2 separate regions of the Homo sapiens genome follow, and region 2 is linked to region 1. A link is an interaction called in ENCODE POLR2A ChIA-PET data of the cell type or tissue named here. Cell type or tissue: OCI-LY7. All regions are shown on one strand.

Region 1 (8,000 bases):
CTCTGTTGTCCGGGCTGGAGTGCAGTGGCACGATCTCAGCTCACTGCAGCCTCCATCTCCTGGGTTCAAGCAATTCTCCTGCCTTAGCCTCCCAAATAGCTGGGATTACAGATGCGCACCACCACACCTGGCTACTTTTTTTATTTTTAGTAGAGATGGGGTTTCACCATGTTGGCCAGGCTGGTCTCAAACTTCTGGCCTCAAATGATCCAGCCACCTCGGCCTCCCAGTGTGCTGGGATTACAGGCGTGAGCCACTGCACCCGACTGGTAATGTGCCTTTTAAGAGACTGCAGTTTGAGCTATACATAAAGTGATAATTATTGCATCACTGGCAGCAAAGAAGTTGTCTGAAGGACAAGTGTGAGGGCACCATGCCAATTCTGCCAGGGAGCCCTAGCCTAGGTCAGCACCTTCACACCCTTCCAGCTTTTCTCAGAAGGCTCTTTACCAGCTGCAGGTGTTTTCACAATGGCTTCTGGCAGGAAAGGCAAATGAGGAGGGACCAAAAACAGTCAAGGGTTGGAGGGACAGCAATCCATACTTTCCATAGGCAATACTGTGTGCTCATTTAGCAAATGGAGACAATACCACCAAAATGTAGAAAATTATGAGGCTACTGTGAAGATTAAATGAGAAAAGATGTGTATGGTCCCTGCCACAGGTTAAACACTCCATAAATGGCTGTGGTGATGATGATGATTATGATGAGTGGTGTTTACAATTCAAAGAGATGGAAAGGCACAATAACTAAGTTCTATTAATTAACCTGCACACTGGGCTTGCTGGTTCATACCTGTAATCCTAACACTTTGGGAGGCCAAGGCAGGCAGATTACTTGAGGTCAGGAATTCAAGACCAGCCTGGCCAACATGGTGAAACCCCATCTCTACTAAAAAATACAAAAATTAGGCCAGGCGCAGTGGCTCACGCCTGTAATCCCAGCACTTTGGGAGGTCAAGGCGGGCAGATCACCTGAGGTCAGGAGTTCGAGACCAGCCTGGCCAACATGGCGAAACCCCATCTCTACTAAAAATACCAAAAATTAGCCGGGGTGTAGTGACGGGTGCCTGTAATCCCAGCTACTCAGGAAGCTGAGACAAGAGAATCGCTTGAACCCGGGAGGCAGAGGTTGCAATGAGCCAAGATCGCACCATTGCTCCAGCCTGAGCAACAAGAGCAAAACTCCATCTCAAAAAAAAAAAAAAAAATTAGCCAGGCATGGTGGCGCATGCCTGTAATCCCAGCTACTCGGGAGGCTGAGGCAGGAGAATCATTTGAACCCAGGAGGTGGAGGTTGCAGTGAGCCAAGATGGTGCCACTGCACTCCAGCCTGGGTGACAAGAGCAAGACTCCTTCTCAAAAAGAAAAAAAAAAATTTCACCTGCTAAACACATTCACAATCCATCTACTTTCCCCATCCCAACTAACACTTCTCAGCAAAGGCCACAGCCAATTCTTGTCTGGGCAACTACTGTAGCCACCTAAACTGGTCTCCCTGGTCAGCCTGCTATCCCCCCTCCAGACCCTGACCTTCACAGCAATACAAGTGAAACTGAAAGATAAAAGGCATATCTGATCATGTCACTCCCCTGCTAAAACTCTTTCAGTGGCTTCCCCTACCCTGTGAATGCATCTGCATTCTGTAGCAGAGCTACCAGGCCCCAATGTGGCCTCTGTCTGCACTCTCACCTGTGGCCATCAGATCCCTCTAGTCCCTGATCATTTACACTCCTCCTATCCCCACCTGCCTTAGAGCCTTCCTGAGGGCTGTTTCTCTGCTGGGAAGCTTCCTCCTGCCAAATCCTTCATCCTCCTCATTCAGATCTCACCCTAAATGTCACCTCTGTAAGGACACATTCCCTGACCCTCAGACCAGGGTGGGAGGTCTCCCATTACAGTTCCCAAAAACGCCCTGGGACTCTCCTTGATGCATTTCTCAGTCTTGCAATTTTCTTAGTAATTTGTAGTTATTTAGTGGCTGCCTTCCCCAAAGGCCTGCTGCTCTAACTCACCACTGGATCCCCAGTGCTCAGCACAGTGTTTAGCATATGATGAGTGCTCAGTAAGAATTTGCTAGCTGACTGCCTAGGGAAGAGTGGCATAGGGGTATTGAAGCCAGGAGTTTGCTTCCATTCCTAGACACCTGGATAGCATTGCTACCTCCAGGTTGCTTAGTCTCTCAGGGCCTCAGCACCTGAGGCCAGCATAATCTGCCAGTGGCATCCTCTGCAGAAAAAAAAAAAAAAAAAACACCTCAGATTTTCAGCTACTCTGAGAAGAAATCAGCTGGTGAAGTTTCTTCTGTCTTCACCCCATTCATGGCCTGGCCATGATGACCAAAGACCCAAGCTGAACCCTGAATCAGCCAGGGTTCTGCCAGGAAACAGCACATTTAACTTGGGCAAGTTGAGGAGAGTTTAATGAAGGGACCACTAATGTGTAGGCTGGGTGCAGAGAAATGAAAAGCAATGGTAAGGAATTCCAAGGCCAGTAACAGTAGAGGAGGAGCCAGTTACCACTCATAGACCTTAAGAGTCTGGAGAGAGAAGTAGTCACAGAACCTTGAAACATCAAGGGTAACACAGAGGGCAGCTTTCTAGAATTCAATGCTTTCCACCGGGGGCAAAGCCAGCCTTCAATAACTTCTCAGGGAGGGAGCGGAGAGAATCAATACCCTGACCTCACTCTCCCCTCATTCCAACACAATGGAAGCAAGACGGTAGGACAGCTGGTATTTATTCCACACAGGACAGCCACACAGGGCACAGAGCACGGTGGAGGGGCTGAAACAGAAGATATCCAACCCATGCCATCCCCTCTGTGAGGCTAGCAGTTAAGTATAGTGAAAATGCAGAGGTTGGGCTCTGAAGTCAGGCAGACATGGGCTTGAATCAAGGCTCCTCAACTTCTGGCTGTATGACCTTGTCAAAGGACTTATTGGCTCTGAGTCTTAAGTTACTTCTATAAAATGAGCATGATAACATCTACTGCATATGCATTTAAAAATTACTAAGGCCAGGCACGGTGGCTCAAGCCTGTAATCCCAGCACTCTGGGAGGCCGAGGTGGGTGGATCACCTGAGGTCAGGAGTTCCAGACCAGCGTGGCCAACATGGTGGACCATCATCTCTACTAAAAATACAAAAATTAGCCCAGTGTGGTGGCAGGCACCTGTAATCCCAGCTACTCAGGAGGCTGAGGCACGAGAATCGCTTGAACCCGGGAGTCAGAGGTTGCAGTGAGCCAAGATCGCGCCACTGCACTCCAGCCTGGGCAACAGAGCGAGACTCCATCTCAAAAAAAAATAAAAATAAAAATTACATAAACCGGGAGCAGTGGCTCACATCTGTAATCCCAGCACTTTGGGAAACAGGTGGGAGGATCACTTAAGCCCAGGAGTTCAAGGCTGCAGGGAGCCATGATGGGCCACTGCACTCCCGCCTGGGCAACAGAGCAAGCCCTCATCCCTTAAAAAAACAAAAACAAAACAGTAAAGATTCCAAAAGATGATGCTCGTAAAGCACTGAGCACAGCATCTGGTACACAGTGAGCGCTTTCATTCATGGTAATTGTGTTACTATGACTCACCCTTCTCCACAACTCTCTGCTGTCCTGCCTCCATCCAGGACACCCCAGGGAAAAGAAAGACCTGCCTATTCCTGTTAAGGTCTAAATGACAAGCGAGACCGAGGGTCTGGACTTTAACAGGACTATGAGGAGTGGGGTGAAGGAGCATGAAAGTAAGGCCTCCACTCTCCACCCTCGCCATGCCTCTAGAGTGGCTGCCTTCCCTACCGGCAAGTTGGGGGTTACCGGGAGTCTCCCGTGTTTCTCGTCTGTTTTTCATGCAGGGAGCTGAGCAAGACTGGCCTCCTTAAGACAGTGGTCCAGCAGCGTGGACTCCAGACTGGGCTTTGGCGTCAGAGAGACAGGCTTCTGCCACGTATCAGAAGCGCAAACTTAGGCGGGGCCTGAGCATCTTCATCTGTGAAATGGAGACACTAAACGGAACCGATCTGACAGGGTTTGTGGGAGCATTAAATGGGATAATGATGTAAATAAAGCACGATGCACAGTTCCTGGCTCCTAATACGGCCACAACAATGTCGGTATTTGATATAATGTTATTAATAATAAATTGCTTATCACCAGAGGGTATGCCTCAGCAGCGCTTACCGCACTGTCCCTCCTGGCTACCAGCCACGGGCTGAGGGCGGCCTGAACGCGGCCCAACCACCCCCGGGCTCCCGTCCACCGGCCCTCAGCCCACCGGCCCCCTTTCGCGGGCCACCAGCGGGCGGTGCGCGGGGAGAGAAGTCGGGGAGACGCGCCCGGGGAGACGCCAAGAAGGGGCGAGTCGCGCACCGCCGGCCTTCGCGCAGGTCCAGAGCGTCGCCCGGGTGGACCTCAGCTCGCCCCATCATCTCATGCACCGCCCCCGGCCCACACTCACCCTCCACGCCGCGGACGGGAAGTCCCAGCACCCACAGCAATACTTGCCACCAGCCGAGGAGCCGCATGACGCGGGGCGGTCGTCGACCGGCAGCCGGGACCATTGCCCAGGCCGAGAGGCAATCGGCGCACGGCTACGCGAGTCGTGCTGCCAGCCGGAGGAAGGCTGGGGGAGGAGAGCCTGGGAGCGCGGGCGCGGCCCCGCGCCGCCATCTTAACACCTGGCAGCTGTGGCGGGCGCCATCTTGGAGTCGGGCGGACGGCCTCTAGCCGCTGGCCGTCGGCGCTGGACTGGAGACCTCTTTAGGAGCTAAGCGCCAGACGTTGCAGGTCGTTTTGAACTCTGCTGACCCCAGAGTGCAGAGCATGGCTCTGGCAGAGGCCCATGGCCTCCTTTCTTCCCTCGGAAGTCAGAGCTTGGCTACTTGAAGCACTGCGCCCGCCTAAGGAGGGTTTTCCACGCTTCATTCCCAGAGCCAGAAAGGCCCAGGAGCCTTCCTGTTCTAGTGTCCCATCGAGGTGCAGAAACTTTGGAGGCTGCAAATCTTCTAATCGCTTGCCTAACCTGTGCTCCCCTACCTAGGGTTGCCACATAGAATACCTGATACCCAGTTATATTTGAATTTCACATAATGAATATTTTTTACTATAACCCTTATAGTATAAGGGATATACCTTAAAACTGAGCATCCTGTAACTTCGTGACATCTGGCAACCCTAACCCTACCTATCCACTCAGGGCAGGAGAGGTTGGTTTTAACTGATTTACCTTGCAGGGCAATCTCTTTTTAATCATGGTTGGGGCCGTGAGCATCATTGGCTCTGGCTCATGGTGGAGGTGGAGCCACCTCGAGCATAAAGTAGATAGGAAAGGGCTTAGAATGAAGAAAGCATAGATGGGGAGATGAGGAACAGGGCTCTGCATTCCCAAGCAAACGCACAGAGCGGGAGTCTTAAGAGAAAATTCTTGGAATAGAGAGGATGACACCACTAATTGGGGTATTTTGCCGGGGGGCCTGCTAAAATGGAATAAGGCAAGCTTTAAGCAGCCACCAGTCAGTGCTAAATCAGTGCAGAGTGCAGCTTTTCAAACTTATGAGGTTGAAAAAATAGAAACTGATTTAAAATACATCAGTCTATTGGTTAACATAGCAATGGTAAGGGGAACCTGTGCTTTTTGGCCGCTTGGTGAATCCCAACTTCAGCACATGTGATAGTTCACAGTCAGCAGGTTATGTAACTTAAAGTTAAGTTTCTTCAGCTGTAAAGTGGAAATGACGTTATATAGAGTCTTATAGATGAAATGAGATGTAAAGTGATGAGCACAGTGTCCTGGGGCACAGGAAGCATTTCAAAGTGGTAGGCATTATTAATTGAATAATACAATTCTGATGGTGTGGCCATAGTCCCCTTATCTCTATGCCCATCAAAAAGACACTGTTAGGCCAGAAAGATGCATCATTAATCTGTCCCTGTGGATGATTCTTTTATTCTAAATACGTTGGTATGGTTTTGCTGTTGTAGATCCTCAAGTGCCATCTTGTGGGTCCAGAAGAATATGAAACAATGGACATGGATAAAAGAGCCCACAGTTCTAGAGCTTATTACTAGTCATCATTTCGCTAAGTACCTCCCTCACCCCTAACAGTGGAACAACAAACCTTTCCTTTTTAAACTATCTTTCTCATACCCCCATACATGATTTGAAGGTGCATGAAAAGCCAACAGGACAGAGCACCAAAAGGATTTATGACTAATGAAAAGGAAGCTGATCTGGATACTCCAACATGGATGCCCTGTGGTTACTACTCCTTCCTTTTTATTATCTCCTTTCCTTTCCTGTATGTGTGTTTGTTTGATTTTTTTATTTTTTGAGACAAGAGTTTCGCTCTTGTTGCCCAGGCTGGAGTGCAATGGCGCGATCTTGGCTCACTGCAATCTCCACCTCCCCGGGTTCAAGCAATTCTCCTATCTCAGCCTCCCAAGTAGCTGGGATTACAGGCATGCGCCACCACGCCCGACTAATTTTATATTTTTAGTAGAGATGGGGTTTCACCATGTTGGTCAGACTGGTCTCAAACTCCTGACCTCAGGTGATCCACCCGCCTTGGCCTCCCAAAGTGTTGGGATTACAGGCATGAGCCACTGCGCCCGGCCCCTTCCTGTGTTTTTACTTTAGCTCTGTGTTTGGGACAGATACGCTTACAGATGTTAGAATTAGATGTTAGAATTGGATGTTAGAATTGTCTTTCAATTTTTTTTTTTTTTTAGGCACAGTCTCGCTGTCACCCAGGTGCAATTGCTCAGTTATGGCTCATTGCAGCCACAACCCCTTGGGCTCAAGCGATCTTCCCACCCCGTTTTTAAATTTTTTTCTAGAGATGAGGTCTCACTGTTTGACCCAGTTTGATTTCAAACTCCTGGGCTCAAGCAGTCCTCCCGCCTCGGCCTCCCAAAGGGCTGGGATTACAGGCTTGAGCGTCTTTGAATAAATACTGTATATACCCCCTCTAATGACAACAAATGTAGTCCACAGGTTAGAATCCTTATTTAACTGTCTCACCACCAACGTGCACTTCTTTTCAGTGAGAAAACTGCCTTCACAATTGTCCTGGTTTCTATCAAATTTCTGGGGGTGAGGAAAGAAAAGCTGACATTATTCTCTTCCTTTGGCTGAAATTAAATCCGCCAAATTTGTCTTGCTATCTCAAAAGGCCTTTCTGTGAGTCTGGGACATCTTATATCAAAATGCAAAACTTAAATATATAAGTAAATAAATAAATAAAAGAATACCAGGGTACTACGGTCATTTAGAATGACTGAGGAACCAAACTGGCTCCTACTTGCCAAAGATGGGATGATTTGAGCATAAAAATGAAAAATTTCAATAGACTGAAATACACTGCATATGTTAACATCTATGAGTTCACACTGCTAACAAAATTTTTTTAAAACTAGTCGGCCGGGCGCAGTGGCTCATGCCTGTAATCCCAGCACTTTGGGAGGCCGAGGCGTACTGATCACCTGAGGTCAGGAATTCAAGACCAGCCTGACCAACATGGAAAAACCCCGTCTCTACTAAAAATACAAAATTAGCTGGGCATAGTGGCTGCATGCCTGTAATCCCAGCTACTCAGGAGGCTGAGGCAGGAGAATCGCTTGAAACCGAAAGGCGGAGGTTGTGGTGAGCCGAGATCACGCCATTGCACTCCAGCCTGGGCAACAAGAGCGAAATTCCATCTCAAAAAAAAAAAAAAAAAAGAGAATGTAATTGGATTACTTGTAAATCAAGGATAAATTCTCGAGCGGATGGATACTCCAATCTCCCTGATATGCTTATTTCACATTGCATGCCTGTATCCAAACATCTCTGGGCCAGGCGCGGTGGCTCAACCCTGTAATCCCAGCAGTTTAGGAGGCCAAGGTGAGCAGATCACTTGAGGCCAGGAGTTCGAGACCAGCCTGACCAACATGGTGAAACCCCATCTCTACTAAAAAATACAATAATTAGCCGGGCATGGTGGCCCATGCTTGTAATCCCTGCTAC
Region 2 (8,000 bases), 630 kb after region 1:
GCTTGAGGCCAGGAGTTCAGGATCAACCTGGGCAACATAGTGAGACCACCCTCACATCTCTATAAGAAATTTTAGGCTCGGTGTGGTGGCTCACACCTGTAATCTCAGCACTTTGGGAGGCTGAGGTGGGTGGATCGTTTGAGGTCAGGAGCTCGAGACCAGCATTATCAACATGGTGAAACCCTGTCTCTACTAATAATACAAAAATTAACCGAGTGTGGTGGCACACACCTGTAATCCGAGCTACTCGGGAGGCTGAGGCAGGATAATCGCTTGAACCCAGGAAGCGGAGGTTGCAGTGAGCCAAGATTGCACCACTGCACTCCAGCCTGCACGACAGAGTGAGACTCTGTATCAAAAAAATAAATAAATACATAAGTAAAATTAAAAAAGAAAGAAAATGTTATTGTTGAGAAAGATCATAGCATTATTTTAAAGGTGATCCAAAGGCTCTGAGTGTGCAGGAACTTGCTCAAGGTCATAGTTATGCACCGAGGCTCAGACTAGAAGCCAGGTCTCCTCAACAGTTCAGTATATGAGACAACTCTCTGCCTCCACCCAAGTCCTAGAGACATTCCTTGGGGGCCTATTTTGAGGATCTTAGGCTGATAGGAATCAAGGGATAGGTTAACAGCTGCCCTATATTGAGAACTATAATCTCTAGTTTTGGCTTTCAAAAAGAAGTGTAGAGAGGGTGACTTATCTCTTAAGCAACCTGCTAAAATGACCGAGCCAATTGCTGTGGGGGAAGGGTGATGTCATCTTGTCCTTTCTGGCCTCCACACTGAAACTGGGAACTACTCTCTTGGTAAGGAAATAAAGGAGGAAGTGAAGAAGATTCATCATTGCTTAAGGAACCTGATATGTGAGCTAGGATTCCCTAGCTTTCGGCTGAGGCAACAGGGCGAAACTTTCTCACTCACGTGTTCTCAGGCCCCAGCTGAGAAGGGATGGAGCACTGCTGGTTGTTGGGGCTGGCCCATTCACCTGCGCAGTCTGAGCAGCTTGTGGGAATTCTAGAGATGTCAGATCTTCATGGCCGGGCGTGGTGGCTCACGCCTATAATTCCAACACTTTGGGAGGCCGAGGTGGGAGGATCACCTGAGGTCGGGAGTTCGAGACCAGCCTGACCAACATGGAGAAACCCCGTCTCTACTATAATGCAAAAATTAGCCAGGCATGGTGATGCATGCCTGTAATCTCAGCTACTCAGGAGGCTGAGGCAGGAGAATCGCTTGAACCTGGGAGGCAGAGGTTGCAGTGAGCCGAGATCACGCCATTGCACTCCAGCCTGGGCAACAAGAGCGAAACTCCATCTCAAAAAAAAAAAAAAAGAAATGTCAGATCTTCTCTGTTTGCATTGTTCAATACTTCTGGAAAGTTTTCTTTAGTAGAAACCTTGTATAGTAGTTGGGAATGGATAACTGGCAAGTGTGGCTTGGATATAACAGGTAAGATTTGATTATTTGGAAGTTTTTTTCAACTAAATGGACATTAGCACTTAAGATTCCACTTCCCTTGGCCCTATAAAAGTGGCTAAGAGGCTGGGTGCAGTGGCTCATGCTTGTAATCCCAGAACTTTGGGAGACTGAGGCAGGCAGATCATGAGGTCAGGAGACTGAGACCATCCTGGCTAACACGGTGAAACCTCATCTCTACTAAAAATACAAAAAATTCGCCAGGTGTGGTGGCACGCATCTGTAGTCCCAGCTACTCAGGAGGCTGAGGCAGGAGAATCACTTGAACCCGGGAGGCAGAGGTTGCAGTGAGCCGAGATCGCACCACTGCGTTCCAGCCTGAGTGACACAGGGAGACTCCATCTCAAAAAAAAGAAAAAAGAAGATGAGCAGTGAACAGGCCCACACTCCAGGGCCCAGAAGGACAGACATGTCCCGTCATTTGAGCTCTTGGAATCCTAGGCAGGCTCTCAGTCCTAATTATTACTCTAGAAATAGGTGCTTTTCAATCATTAAGAATACAGAATTATAGCTTGAAAGTATAACACCTAGCCACCCTTCTGAAGTTTTCCCCGATATAAAAGGAGCCCTGGCTTTTCCCTGCTTGCAGGCAGGCAATCCTCGAGTATAGCCTATGTGAGATCCCCGGCTCTGTCTCCTTGAAGAACTCCAGGATGAGATGAAGTTCCCATCAAGTCCTGTGCCCATAGCCTAGTCCAACCTTGTGTTTCCTCTTTTGTCAAATACTTCCTCAGGAGCCAACTCAAATCTTCCTTGCCTTAATTTGGGCCTATTTCTGGATTAGTCATATGGTAGCATAACTTCTTAATCATTATTAAGTAGCTGCTCCTTGAAAAATTTTTATGAGCTTTGAGCCTCTCAGGAGAAAGATATTTTAAATCCAATAAATAAATACACAAATAAACAAACATGGCACACTTTAGACTTTGAATCAAGTCGAAGGGAGGATGGTAAAGGTAGCCTGAGAATCCAAACTCAAAATGAGACCTTGCAATGAGCTACAGGAGCCGATTCTTCAAGATAAAAGAGCAGGGCCTGGGCTGACACAGCAGGGAAAGATGCTGACTCTGGATTCACATGGAGTAGAAGCCAATGCTGACCTTTTTAAATGGAACATCAAGAGCCCAAAGATGTGAGTTAGTTAATGACTCTGAGGATATAGGGACGGGGATCTAACCAAGAGACACTGCAGGAACAGGTAGGCTCTAGGACCCTGAGGGGGTGATGCATTTCTGGGGCAAGGGATAGAAGGGAATAAAGCCATGCTGAGCCCTTCAAAAAGGATAGGTCAGGCACCACTGGATGGTGGATGTCTTTGTCTTAGGGGAACCATCCAGGCCATTTGTGAATCCCTGTGTCTGTCCTGTCACATAGCAGCCGTCTCCAGGTTTTAACCTGTGCTCATCTTTCTGCATGCCGAGCTTATATTATGGTTTTTATGTTTAGGTCCCCTTGGTAGTAAATATCTTCTGGATTCTGATTGTTTGTTTATGCACATACTGGTGTATACCTTTCTCCCTCTGTTCCTTCATACTGTTTTACAAAGCCCACCTCCTTGCTTACTTATAATTGCCCATAATAATGGTCATAGCTGTGGTATTCAGAGTGATTCACATCCTTGCGTAATGGGCTGTTACCCAGGCTTATTGTAAGTCCTGAGGTGTAATTCTAAGTTCATGAGCACAAGAAAGATAGTCATTGTTTGATTTCTGGGATCCTCTTTCAGAAATCACCTGAAAAATTCATTGATTCCTTCCGAAAACATCATGAATTGTGTCTTCTGTCTTCTTATAGAAGTTATCATTGTGATTATCCTCATTTGACATGAGAAAACATCAGCATGAAAATGAGTAACAGCTCTCTTTATAATTTAGGTGCTTCATTTACCTCCATACATGGTTGTTTTAAGAGAGCTTAAATGTATCTGAATGGAATTCAGATCAATTCAAGAATTCTAAGAATTTCTGATGAGTTTTAAACCTTACCAGTTTAATAGAACTGTCCTGGATGGCTGAATCTATGCCTGTCCTGGTGTCCTTCAGTGGGAACTGTCAGTCTCTATTTGTGTCTGGCACAGGTTGCTCACCAAAGGGCAAACGCAGGATGGCTCAGGACCAGAGCTCCACCACTTGTGGCAGAGCCACTCAGAGCTGCTGACCTGGGTATATGAGGCCAGTCACATTGCTTGTGTTCTACACATGAGAAGACAGTAGTGTTAAGGGAAAAGATGTTTCTCTGTCATCTCCAAGACAAAGTGGGCGAGTGCAGTACCTTGGCCTCAGGCAGGCACATCTGCTCTACCACCAGTGTGCTGCAGCCATACCTGACTTTCCAGTTCCTGTGGAACGCACATAAACTGTGTTGTCTGCCCATGTATAAAGTGCTCTTGCAATATGGCACTGATCGGTCAAATTAAGTATACGCATATTCTATGATGAGATTTCTGTGTCAATTGACACCCTCCCCTTTCCTATACCAACCAGGACAGATGTTGCAAACAGAAACCTGGTGGAAGTGAGAATGAGGGGATGTTTGTTTGCGGGGCCACGTCCCACAGTTTTACAGACTATATCCTCAACTAGGCTCCACCTGAGGGAGTGAGTAGGAGCTGAAACCCAACCTGAGCTCCACATTGCTGAACCTTCAGCTTTACTGTTGGGGCTGCATCCTTCAGGAGGAAAAGGTGCCTTTTTTTTTTTTTTTTTTGAGAAGAAGTCTCGCTCAGTTGCCCAAGCTGGAGTGCAGTGGCACGATCTTGGCTCACTGCAACCTCCGCCTCCTGGGTTCAAGTGATTCTCCTGCCTCAGCCTCCCTAGTAGCTGGGACTACAGGCGCACACCACCATGCCCGGCTAATTTTTGTATTATTTTTTTTTTTAGTAGAGATGGGGTTTCGCTATGTTGGCCAGGCTGGTCTCGAACTCCTGACCTTGTGATCCACCCACCTCGGCCTCCCAAAGTGCTGGGATTATAGGTGTGAGCCACCATGCCTGGCTGAAAAGGTGCCTTTTCTGAGGCACATAAATACACCATATAAGCAAGAGACTGCCTAAAGATTCCCACATGGGCCCAAAATGAATCACACATGTGGCTGCTTATGGTAGCATTGTCTTGGTGGTGGGAAGTTGGAGGCACTTGGGGGTGCCCAGTACTGGGGAAGCAGAGAGGACAAATGTGGCGGGTGCACACTATGGAGTACTCTGCAGCAGTCAGAATCATGGACTAGATGTTTACATAGCAAGATGTATAGGGTTTGTTTTTGTTTTTGTTTTTGTTTTGTTAAGACAGGATCTCACTCTGTTGCCCAGGCTGGAGTGCAGTGACATGATCTCAGCTCACTGCAGCTTCGACTTCCTGGTCCTCCCACTTCAGCCTCCCAAGTAGTTGGGACTACAGGCAAGCACCACATGCCTGGCAAACTTTTATATTTTTTGTAGAGACAGGGTCTCACCATGTTGCCCAGGCTGGTCTTCAACTCCTGAGCTCAAGTGATCCTGCTGCCTTAGCCTCCCAAAGTGCTGGGATTACAGGCATGAGCCACCATGCCTGGCCTAACATACATAGGTCTTAAAAACAAAGTGAGAAGTGAAAAAAAGGAAGACAGAATGAGATATATAACACAATAATACTAATGTAAATTAAAATACATGCAAACCAAACAACACACTTGTAAGGTACATGGATGTGCTTTGGTCAAGGATAGACCAAGGTAAACATCCTGCATGACTCAGTGGGATTGGCATGCCGGTGCATAACTCCATTTGTAATATAATCACAGTTATGTAGCCATAACATGGGAAGGCTCATCACCTAGCTCGGAGCCACTATTGTTCGTATAAGGTACAACTGCCTTGCTGACACTGTGCATACAGCACACACCCAGAGAAAGAGAGAGAGCCAAAGCTCTCCATCTAGTAGATGGACAGAGGGGAGCCAGGGCTCGGCTTGACTTGTGCCCAGAGAGAGAAAGAGTTAAGCTGCTGACCCCATAGGGAGAGCTGGCTGTGCAGCTGTGTGTGGGAGCGGCAGGAGCCGCAGAGCCAGAGCAAGCAGCCAAGACAGAGACAGACGGTGTAAGAGAGCCGCTGAATAAAACCATACTTCATCTGCCTGCAGCCCTCTGAGTGTTCTTTCAGCTATCTGCCACCCATCCACCCACTGCCTTCGGACCTCAGCATGGACCAGAACCTGACCCTGGGCATGACAACACTTCACATGAATGCATACATACAAACCAAAAAAAAAAAAAATATATATATATATATATATATATATATATATATGTATATATTTGCACCATTGCACTCCAGCCTTGGCGACAAAAGCAAAACTCCGTCTAAAAAAAAAAATAAAAGAAAAGTAAGGGGCTTTGGATGGACTGATCATAGTATAATGAGCCATGAACTGAAAAGTGCGATTAACTTAATACTCTATACCTGAGCCCTAATAATTTCTTTTTTTTCTTAAGTGCTCTGGGCCTTGCCATTTGACGTTTTCCTCGACCCAGCTGTTGACCACTAGCATGGCTTTAACAGCATGATCATAGCTTTTTAATAATCTTATTGACAGAAATTTACACCTGGATTCTGTGAGCTGTCTTATAACACGCTGACCTTTATCAAACTCAGGGATATATGATGCTGTCTTGCTCTTTTGCTATCTTGCTCTTTTTTTTTTTTTTTAAGAGACACAGGTCTCACTATGTTGCCCAAGCTCGAATGCAGTGGCTATTCACAGGCACAATCATTGCACACTACAGTCTCAAACTCCTGGGCTCAAGTGATCCCCCCGTTTCAGCCTCCTCAGTAGCTAGCACTACTAGCTGAACGCCACTGTGCTGGCTTTTCCAGCTCTTTAAAATATTTGAAAGTTACCTCGTTTTATCTGTAGTTTTTTAAAGTTTCCTGATGCCCATAAACAGAAATGAAACCATGTACTTTCTTGGGGATCTAACTAAAATGCAAAAGCTATGTTAATGAGGAATAAGCACCACAAAGAATAAAAGAAAACCCCTAATTCTGTTTGGGCTGGTTTCCTAGAAATCCTGTGCCCACTTTTTGCATCGAGCCAAGGCTGGCAATATGTGGATAGGGCTAGTCCCTCAGGCATTGAGATACAGTGCCTCAGCTTCTTCAAAGATAGGTCTAGAACATTCTAGACCAATGCAATCAAAAAGTACCTGGTGGAGCCAGGCATGGTGGCTCAAGCCTGTAATCCCAGCACTTTGGGAGGCTGAGGAAGGAGGATTGCTTGAGCCCAGGAGTTCAAGACCAGCCTGGGTAACACAATGTCACTACAAAAATTTTAAAATTAGCCTGGCATGGTGGCACACACCTGTAGTCCTCGCCACTTGGGAGCCTGAGGTGGGAGGAGCAGTCGAGCCCAGGAGTTCAAGGCTGCAGTGAGCTATGATTGTGCCACTACACACCAGCCTGGGTGACGGAGTGAGACCCTAACTCTAAAACAAAATAAATAAATAAAAAGTACCTGGTGCTAAAAATTACACCATTTTAGGGCCAGGCGTGGTGGCTTACGCCTGTAATCCCAGCACATTGGGAGGCCGAGGCAGGTGGATCACCTGAGGTCAGGAGTTGGAGACCAGTCTGACCAAAAAGTTGAAACCCCAACTCTACTAAAAATACAAAAATTAGCTGGGTGTGATGGCAGGCACCTGTAGTCCCAGCTACTTGGGAGGCTGAGACAGGAGAATCGCTTGAACCTGGGAGGCGGAGGTTGCAGTGAGCCAAGATCATGCCACTGCACTCCAGCCTGGGCAACAGAGCAAGACTCTGTCTCAAAAAAAAAAAAAAAAAAAAGTTACACAATTTTAAAACAACATTTGAGTCAACCCAGCATCATTTTTGAGATACTCTAAGATATTTCTTGGCCTACTTGTGTGTGCCTCTTAAGCTGAAACAAGCCCTAGTATTCTCTAAAGTAGCATGTGTTCCATAGATACCCAATAATTTCAAGTTAGGTTAAATGACCTTTTACCATCCATGTGAGGACTCCTCTTGCCTATATGGTATCTATGCATATTAGAAAAGGTGCTTCTTCATCCTGGAGATGCAGTCCCACAGTAAGGCACAGGTGTGGCAAGTAGAGCTGGATTCATCTCAGCTCGTCTCCTTGGCTGTTCATGGCACAGTATGTACAACTGTAGGATATGGCCCTGCAAACAAACTCCACCCTTTCTCTCTTCCACCAGGCTTCCATTGTTTGCAACATCTTTCCTGGCTGGTGGAGGAAAGGCAGGCTCAACTGATGGTCCTAATCTCCAATGGGGGCAATAATATTGCCCACCCTACGTGCTCTTTTGGAACTTTGCTACTCTAAAGGTAGAGTCTGATTCCACTCTCTTTGAGTCTGGGGAAGCTTGTGACTTGTACCCAACAGAAGACAGCAAAACTAACACTCTGTGATTTCTGAGGTTAGGTTATAAAAAGTGATACAGCAGCCAGGCACGGTGGCTCACACCTGTAATCCCAGCACTTTGGGAGGTCGAGGTGGGTGGATCACCTGA

What was found. Peaks named below come from ENCODE experiments on the same cell type or tissue, not always from the same donor. Only the 100,000 strongest peaks of a DNase experiment are listed, where the experiment ranks them.
Region 2: POLR2A ChIA-PET joins it to region 1 with 9 read pairs; 2 of 35 experiments call an interaction of 5 or more read pairs at or near these places.

What each region holds. Positions count from the first base shown.
Region 1 is chr5:134,870,985-134,878,984 of GRCh38, reverse strand. TXNDC15 (thioredoxin domain containing 15) reads right to left here and starts at 4,614. Exons shown (of 5, transcript NM_024715.4): 1 at 4,455-4,614. The coding sequence starts at 4,557. It overlaps LOC124901071 (a long non-coding RNA gene), which reads left to right and starts at 3,587. Exons shown (of 2, transcript XR_007058943.1): 1 at 3,587-3,741; 2 at 3,853-4,154. RefSeq lists enhancers at 1,509-1,568, 3,979-4,048, 3,942-4,647, 4,579-4,868, 4,889-4,938 and a silencer at 4,229-4,338. In OCI-LY7, no CTCF peak of the experiment used is centred here; DNase peaks (open chromatin) are centred at 3,914, 4,654 and 5,264; H3K4me3 peaks cover 2,636 bases; H3K27ac peaks cover 1,774 bases.
Region 2 is chr5:134,242,707-134,250,706 of GRCh38, reverse strand. No RefSeq gene overlaps it. Among named protein-coding and RNA genes, the nearest start is that of PPP2CA-DT, 20 kb to the right of the region's middle. In OCI-LY7, no CTCF peak of the experiment used is centred here; no DNase peak of the experiment used is centred here.